Regions from separate parts of the Homo sapiens genome. Here region 1 is linked to region 2. A link is an interaction called in ENCODE POLR2A ChIA-PET data of the cell type or tissue named here. Cell type or tissue: B cell. All regions are shown on one strand. Each heading gives the region's core, and the rest is flanking DNA. Links, peaks and the distances in the headings are about the cores only.

The links. ChIA-PET counts read pairs that join two places held together with the same protein. Peaks named below come from ENCODE experiments on the same cell type or tissue, not always from the same donor. Only the 100,000 strongest peaks of a DNase experiment are listed, where the experiment ranks them.
Region 1: POLR2A ChIA-PET joins it to region 2 with 7 read pairs; 2 of 35 experiments call an interaction of 5 or more read pairs at or near these places.

What each region holds. Positions count from the first base shown.
Region 1 is chr3:136,841,338-136,845,736 of GRCh38, forward strand. The region is part of intron 1 of SLC35G2 (solute carrier family 35 member G2); the gene reads left to right. NCK1-DT (NCK1 divergent transcript) reads right to left here. Exons shown (of 3, transcript NR_110177.1): 3 at 639-1,232. Among named protein-coding and RNA genes, the nearest start is that of NCK1-DT, 19 kb to the right of the region's middle. In B cell, for the core only: no CTCF peak of the experiment used is centred there; no DNase peak of the experiment used is centred there.
Region 2 is chr3:136,725,105-136,729,503 of GRCh38, forward strand. All of the region lies in intron 1 of STAG1 (STAG1 cohesin complex component), which reads right to left. Among named protein-coding and RNA genes, the nearest start is that of STAG1, 25 kb to the right of the region's middle. In B cell, for the core only: no CTCF peak of the experiment used is centred there; no DNase peak of the experiment used is centred there; H3K27ac peaks cover 615 bases.

The DNA of each region.
Region 1 (4,399 bases), core at 80-4,079, 120 kb after region 2:
CAAGAATAACAAGCTCATGGATAGAATGAAGGATTTCATATCCTACTAATTTTTGAGTCAGATATCAGTTCCCTACTGGCCAATAATGTGAATATAAATATCAGAGTCCAGCCGGACATGGTGGCTCATGCCTGTAATCCCAGCACTTTGGGAGGCCGAGGTGGGTGAATCACCTGAGGTCGGGAGTTCGAGACCAGCCTGACTAACATGGAGAAACCCCGTCTCTACTAAAAATATAAAAAAATTAGCCGGGCGTGGTGGCGCATGCCTGTAATCTCAGCTACTCAGGAGGCTGAGGCAGGAGAATTGCTTGAACCCAGGAGGCGGAGGTTGCGGTGAGCCGGCAAGGTGCCATTGCACTCCAGCCTGGGCAACAAGAGTGAAACTCCGCCTCAAAATAAATAAATAAATAAATAAATAAATAAATAAATAAATAAATATCAGAGTCCATTCCCAAGGATCCCCAAAATAACATTTTTAGCATAAATACCTAAGAGTCACCATCAGACAGCCATGTCCACAAATCGTGTGGAAAAACCCCAGTTTATATTCAATTGAAAGTCTAAAATTATATCCTTTTTACTCTGAAAAATCTAAAATGTGGAAGAGAATCACTTCTGACTAGTATAAACAAAAAGTAATAAGCAATCATTTTAATACAGGATTTAATAAGTTGTCTTAATATTTCTGATAAATATTCAGATGATTACTTTGAAGTATTTTGAAATAAAGATACTTTCCATATTTCATAAAGCTACTTTTAATATATTAACATTTATTGCTCTTGAGTTCAAAGTATATCTTATTCTAGCCACCAAAACATTTAGAAAATAGAAAAAAAGGTAAAAACTAATTTTTTTATCTCTTATATTTCAGACACTTAATACCCTTACCCCATTCACTGAATCCAATTTCATTGCTATTTCCTTGTTTTGTCCTTTTGAGTGGTTCGGGATCTGCTTCAAATGACAAAGAGATGTGAGTAATAGGGTTCAACGTCTTTCTTATTTTCAGATTTAAAGCTCTTCAATGATGTAGCTCAAAATGAAAGTTCTTTCAATCCAACAACTTTGCAGAGATGCTGATCCCTCTCCCAGGTGAATCCTGGCCAGGCCTTTCTGACAATCCTGGGATACCCTGGGGCCAGTATAGAGTTCAAGGGCAGACCAGACTGGGGGAGGGGTTCCTGAGGGACCTGGAACCAGCATCACCAGCACAGTCAGAATTGCAACCTAGTGGCAAAGATAACTGTGAGAACAATCTCAAAGGTGGGGCCAGGACAGAAATGGTAGAATAAATAGCAGAGCTTGTGATGGTTATTATAGGATGGGACAAAACTCAAGGAGCAGTTGTAGAATGCAGTTCAGGACCAAGTCATTATTTTTGTTTAATCAACTTTTATTAAATGTGCTCTGGGTGCCAGGAACGCAAATATGAATGAGAGCTCTCTTGCCATTATGGAATTCACAAAGGAGACTGTGACTTGGCATGTTCCCTTTAGATGGTGCCTGGATTTGTTGGAGGAGTGGACATGGCAGCTTAAATGAGCCCTCTTGGGCTGTGCACAACCCAGAAATTTCGAGGTGTGCCAGTGTGTCTGTCTAGTATCATTGTGGGAGGATGTAGAGTCATTCTATGATTGTTTCTGACATCTCTGTAGCTCTGAGTCTTCTTAGAAGGAGCACTTTAAAAATCAGAGTTCTGGGCCAGGCATGGTGGCTCATGCCTGTAATCCCAGCACTTTGGGAGGCCAAGGTGGGCGGATCATGAGGTCAGGAGATCAAGACCATCCTGGCTAACACGGTGAAACCCCGTCTCTACTAAAAATACAAAAAATTAGCCAGGTGTGGTGGTGGCCGCCTGTAGTCCCAGCTACTCGGGAGGCTGAGGCAGGAGAATGGCGTGAACCCGGGAGGCGGAGCTTGCAGTGAGCCGAGATCGCGCCACTGCACTCCAGGCTGGGTGACAGTGCGAGACTCTGTCTCAAAAAAAAAAAAAAAAAAAAAAAAAAAAATCAGGGTTCTGGCAGGGTGTGGTAGCTCAGGTGTGTAATCCCAGCACTTAGGGAGGCTGAGGTGGGCAGTTCACTTGAGGCCAGGAGTTCGAGACCAGCTTGGCCAATGTGGCAAAACCCTGTCTCTACTAAAAAAATACAAAAATTAGCCGGGTGTGGTGGCACACACCTATAATCCCAGCTACGTGGGAGGTTGAGGCAGGAGAATCCCTTGAGCCCAGGAGGTGGAGGTTGCAGTGAGCTGAGATTGCTCCATTGCACTCCAGCCTGGGCGACAGAGTGAGACCCTGTTTCAAAAAGGCTGGGCGCAGTGGCTCAAGGCTGTAATCCCAGCACTTTGGGAGGCCAAGGCGGGAGGATCACCTGAGGTCACAAGTTCGAGACCAGCCTGGCCAACATGGCAAAACCCTATCTCTACTTAAAAATAAAAAAATTAGCTGGGCATGGTGACGCACCCCTGTAGTCCCAGCTACTGAGGAAGCTGAGGCAGGAGAATCCCTTGAACCCAGGAGGTGGAGGTTGTGGTGAGCTGAGATTGCCCCACTGCACTCTAACCTGGGTGGCAGAGTGGGACTCTGTCTCAAAACAAAACAAAAAAATCAGAGTTCTGAGTGAATTTTACTACTTACCCTTTGCCCTTAGCCTAGCTGAGCCTAGATGAAGGTTTGAGTAGAAGTGATTGGGAGGTGGACAGGCTGTGCAAGTTATAAGAAAACAAATTTGCTGGCCGGGCACGGAGAGAATCAAGGAGAATTGCTTGAACCCGGGAAGCGGAGGTTGCAGTGAGCCGAGATTTCGCCACTGCACTCCAGCCTGGCGACAGAGTGAGACTCCGTCTCAAAAAGAAGAAAAAAACAGCCAGGCGCGGTGGCTCACACCGGTAATCCCAGCACTTTGGGAGGCCGAGGCGGGCGGATCATGAGGTAAGGAGATCGAGACCATCCTGGCTAACACAGTGAAACCCTGTCTCTACTAAAAATATAAAAAATTAGCTGGGTGTGGTGGCACGCGCCTGTAGTTCCAGCTACTCGGGAGGCTGAGGCAGGAGAATTGCTTGAACCTGGGAGGCAGAGGTTGCAGTGAGCTGAGATTGCGCCACTGTACTCCAGCCTGGGAGACAGAGCGAGACTCCGTCTCAAAAAAAAAAAAAAACAACAAATTTGTTGACTGGGCGTGGTGGCTCACACATGTAATCCCAGCACTTTGGGAGGCCCAGGCTGACTGATTGCATGAGGCCGTGAGTTTGAGACCAGCCTGGCCAACATGGCAAAAATCCTGTCTCTACAGAAAATACAAAAATTAGCTGGGCATGGTGGCTAACACCTGTAGTCCCAGCTACTCGTGAGGCTGAGGCACGAATTGCTTGAACCTGGGAGGTGGAAGTTGTAGTGAGCAGAGATTGGGCCACTGCACTCCAGCCTGGGCGACAGCAAGACTCTCTGTCTCAAAAAAAAAAAAAAAAAAAAAAAAAGAAAACAAGACAAAACATTCTTTCATGTACATTCAATGGAAAAACTTCAAAATTGTTATCTGTTTATTTTCACATATGTGGCATTTCCTGTGATTGTTATGAACCTAATCCTGTATAAGGGTAGTTTGTCATCCCATTTGCCTTTCAGCTTTCAGAGAGCTGAAGTTAATGTGTTCAAAGCCCTTGTTGGTTCCATATTAACTAGCCATTAAAAGTGATATTATGTAATTTTTAATGACATGGAAATGTTTACAATGTATTGTAAAATGGGGAAGTTATAAAATAGGATATAATGTTTGATATCATTTTTGTAAGAAAAATCTTACTGGAAGGGTCTGTAGTTGTCTCTGAATGGTAGGATTATGAGTGATTTTTATTTTCTTTGTTTTCCCACATTTCTAAATGTTCTATAATGAACATATATTGCTTTTGTAATAGGAATAAACAAAATGTTATTTATTTAGAGATCTGATGGTGGTAAATAAGCTCTTGGGTGAGAAGTTTATTCTGAGCAAGCTCAGATATGGAACCACTGGGAATTTCCTGATGTGGAATCACTGTGGATTTGCTGGTGATGGGACTTACTTGACTGGGCCAAAATGTGAGGCATGCACTGGGAAACTAGCAGGAAACTAGCACTTGAAACTCAGCCTGAAGATGCTGAAAGACATGTATTTCCAGCACCCTTTAGAATTGATTGAGAATAGTTTAATTCTCTAGTGGTTTAAAGCAGATACAAATTACTTAAGGAACAGCTGCAGTTATGCCCTAAAAATTTAATTTTTTTTTTTTTGAGACAGAGTCTCGCTCTGTCGCCAGGCTGGAGTCAGTGGCGCGATCTCGGCTCACTGCAATATCCGCCTCCCAGGTTCAGGCAATTCTCCTGCCTCAGCCTTCCAATTAGGTGGGACTAT
Region 2 (4,399 bases), core at 251-4,250:
CAACATTTCTGTGTAAATCTAGTGATATTTTTTCCCGTATTTTAAATCAACTAAGGAAGCTTCTAAATTTCTTAGTGAACCTTTACCAAAAATCTTACCCTAAGCAAATGAGTCACTCTATACATCAATATTACCACTCTTCAGTAGGCAAGAACTAGAAAACAAAATTATACGGGTGTGTGTGTGTGTGTGTTTAAAATAAGGTCTTCTGACAAAAGAATTATTTCCTATTTCTAAAATCTGACTAGCTTGACCAATGATCATCAGTTGAGCTATTAACATTGCTGGTTCCATGCATGTTGTGTTTAACTGCTTTCAAAATACTACTCTACAATTTGGCACTGAAAAGTTATTAAGTATGCAGAAAGGCACAAAAAAAATCTGTATTAGCAAGTTAAGTATTAATTATTGCTAGTAATAACGCCAATTCTATGTTTTCTTGCAAAGCAACAGTAAAGTGATGACTTATGGGATATGAGAACAGCCACAAGTAGATGAAGCTGTATTATGTTTTGTTACTGAGACACATGCAGAAGGACAGCCTATCATATGCCACGCAATACAAATAAAGGTAGAAGAAACTGCCATATCCCTGAGAACAGATAAGATTTCAAAGCAATGAATGGCTGGTGTGACCAAGTACAGACAGCATGAGGTTACTGCTTCCTTCCTATTGTACCCTAAAATAGTGTTGTGTCTTCTATTAATAGCAACTCAAATTCAATGAAATAAAATTTTAAAAATCAGAACACTTCATTCCCAGTCTTCCCTACTTTAGGACTGTATCACAAATCACTCAATTATTAGTTAGAAACCTGGAGATCGTCCTTGACTTATCCCTTTCCTCACTTATCTACTCTAACTCCAATACACATACAGAATAAGAACACTTCTCAGTATTATCTCTATTACAACCATCATCCAAGGCACTGTATCTGTCACCTGTACACTGTAACAACCTAACCCTCCCTCTTGCATTCCCCACACCCCACCCACCATCCAATATTCACACAATAGCAAAAGCAAGGGTTCTCAACCTTGCCACTAGTGACATTTTGGGCCAATAGTTGTTTACTGTTCTGTGCATTACAGAAGGTTTAGCAGCATCCCTGATCTCTATCCACTGATGCCAGTAGCATACACCATCATCCCCAGGTCTCTATCCACTGATGTCAGTAGCATACACCATAATCCCTAGGTTTCTATCCACTGATGCCAGCAGCATAAACCATTATTCCCAGTTGTGACAATCAAAAATCTAGACATTGCCAAATGTCCCCTGGGAAGCAAAATCGCCCTCAGTTGAGAACCACTAAGCTAGAAGAATATGTTTTGTTTTGAGACAGTCTTGTTCTGTCACCTGGGCTGGAGTGCAGCAGCACAATCTCGGCTCACTGCAACCTCTGCCTCCCAGGTTCAAGTGATTCTCCTGCCTCAGTCTCCCAAGTAGCTGGGATCACAGGTGTGCGCCACCTTGCCTAGCTAATTTTCGTATTTTTAGTAGAGATGGGGTTTTGCCATGTTGACCAGGCTGGTCTCAAAGTCCTGGCCTCAAGCCATCAATCTGTCTTGGCCTCCAAAAGTGCTGGGATTACAGGTATGAGCCACTGCACCCGTCCTAGAAGAATGTTTTTTAAACATTCCTCTTCTTAAAACTCTCTAACAGCTTCTCATTTCACTTATAATAAAATCTATGAGTCCTAACTATCCCAAATACACCCTACATAATCCAGACTCTGCTTACCTCTCTAACCTCATGCAACACCACTGTACTCTTCCTGCATTATGTTCCCTCTAGTCACTATGGCCTTCTCTGAATTCCTAGAGCCATTTCTGCTAAAAAGATTTATCCTTGCTCTTCCCTGTATCTGGACCATTCTTGCCTAGGTTCTGTACACATCCTCAGCTTAAATTTCACACCCTCAGAGATGCCTTTCCTGGCCTTTTTTAATGTTAAGTACCTCATTATTATCCATCATAACACCTCATTTATTCCCTTCATAGACAGCATTCATCATAATATATGATTATTTTGTTTACATGATACTGTCTCTCATGTAAGAATAAATACCATCTGCCTTCTTTTCCAGTATATAAATGAAATGAAAAATGTATAACTTGGACAGCCTTAAGTAATAGGCGAGCTGGCAGCAGTGATAATCCCAGCACCACCCCAATCTCATTCCCCATCTATGTTTATGATCATTTCCCCTTGAAGTGAAGGGGAGGGGAGGAGAGAGAAGAAAAAGAGCCTAACAAAGCCCTCATCTGTAAAAACATCTTTGCCATATTCTCTGAAGGGTTATATGTGAAGAAAATGGCATGTAATGAATCTAAAGCACTTGAAAGCCTTAATAAAAAGCTTGTATTCAATAAATGATGGCTATGTATTTAAAGCACCAAAAATAATGCCTATAACAGATACTTGAGAAATGACAGTTCTCTCGCCCCTTTAATCTACCACCAGGTTGGCCTGAATATAGTTAAGGATGGAACTCTGTCTCTGAGAGATACTTTCCCCCTTTTGGGTCTCTAGGAACACAACATGCTAGGTGTAACAGGTTAGTTATTCAAATATGTTCTCTAGGGAAAGCGAAATATCCATTAACCAAAGCCAACTCATCACAAAATGACCTGAGAATTACATTTTGTTTCAGTAAGGAAAATAATCATATTATTATTAAATTTTAGAACCTAACTTTAACCTTTGGGAGGAAAAACATCTAGATTATTAACAATATCGGTGTTGGTTATTTAAAAATACCCACCATGGCCGGGAGCGGTGGCTCATGCCTGTAATCCTAGCACTTTGGGAGGCTGAGACGGGTAGATCACCTGAGGTCAAGAGTTTGAGACCAGCCTGGCCAACCTGGTGAAACCCCATCTCTACTAAAAATACAAAAAATTAGCCAGGTGTGGTGGTGGGCAGCTGTAATCCCAGTTACTCGGGAGGCTGAGACAGGGGAGCTGCTTGAACCTGGGAGGCGGAGGTTGCAGTAAGCCGAGGTTGCGCCATGCACTCCAGCCTGGGCAACAAGTGCGAAAGCCCATTTCAAAAAAAAAATCAAAAACAAAAAAACACCACACTGAATACAAGTTTACTTACACTAAATAGTAAATTGAGTCCATGATTAGAATCAAGTAACAAAGGGGAAATAAACTATAAAGTACCACAATACTTTTAGTTAATAATTAGAACAAAATTATTTATCTTAAATTCCTTTTAATGTCTTGTTTCTGAAAGCAGCATGTAAATGCATTTGTGGGTATGGGGAAAATGATAAAGAAGTATAAAGGGAGCATAAAGGAAGCCAGACTGCCAGAGTCTGAATCCCAGATCTTCTAATTACTACCTATATAACCTTTGGAAAGTCAACTAACTTCTCCGTGCCTCAGTTTTTTCATCTGTAAAGAGACTTAGCCCTACCCACCACATGGGGCTATTGTAGGGATTACATGAGTCAATATATACAATATGCTAAGAACAGTAGTTGGCATCTAACACATACTGTTAACTATTATTATATAATGTTATTATGTTCCTGTTAACTATTACTATATTACTTTCTCTTTCTGCATCATTGTGGTTAACAACTACCACACTGGATAGCACAAACAAAAAAATTTCCATCACTGCAGAAAGTTACATTAAACAGCACTATATCAAACTATAGGATAGTTAAAATGCCTGGTGAGATGATGCATATAATCCTCTTCCCTAATTTATTAGGAAGTGCTTAGTAAAAAGCACTCCTAAACCCTAAGTGTTTTTTAATCTAATACTTTGACATGTAACAACAAAGAACTTAGGTTTCATTTCTATTTAACAAAACAAATAAAGGAGGGATGGGAAAGAGAGACAGTCTCTTCTGTAAAGATTCTTTTGTTTTTTTTGAGACAGGATTTCACTCCTATTGCCCAGGCGAGAGTGAAAGGCACGATCTTGGCTCACCGCAGCCTCTGCCTCCCTGGCTCAAGGGATTCTCCTGACTCAGCTTCCAGAGTGGCTGGGACCACATATGCATGCCATCGTGCCTAGCTAATTTGCGTGTGTGTGGTTTTTTTGTTTTTGTTTTTGTTTTTTTGAGACAGGGTTTCACCATGTTGCCCAGGCTGGTCTCAAACTCCTGAGGTCAAGTGATCTGCCAGCCTCAGCCTCCCAAAGTGTTGGGATTACAAGAGTGAGCCACCACGCTCAGCCTAGACAAAGGGATTTATGAATTTAAAATTTCCTGTCTACCCTACATCAAGCTATCCACTAAACTCTCCCTCTTTGTGAATGGTACCATGCTTATAAGAGAATTAATTATATTCAAATACAATTATCAATATATTAAAGCAACTTAAAATATTGTAATATGATTCTTTAACACAGTAAATAAGATCTAGAGGTTAGTCT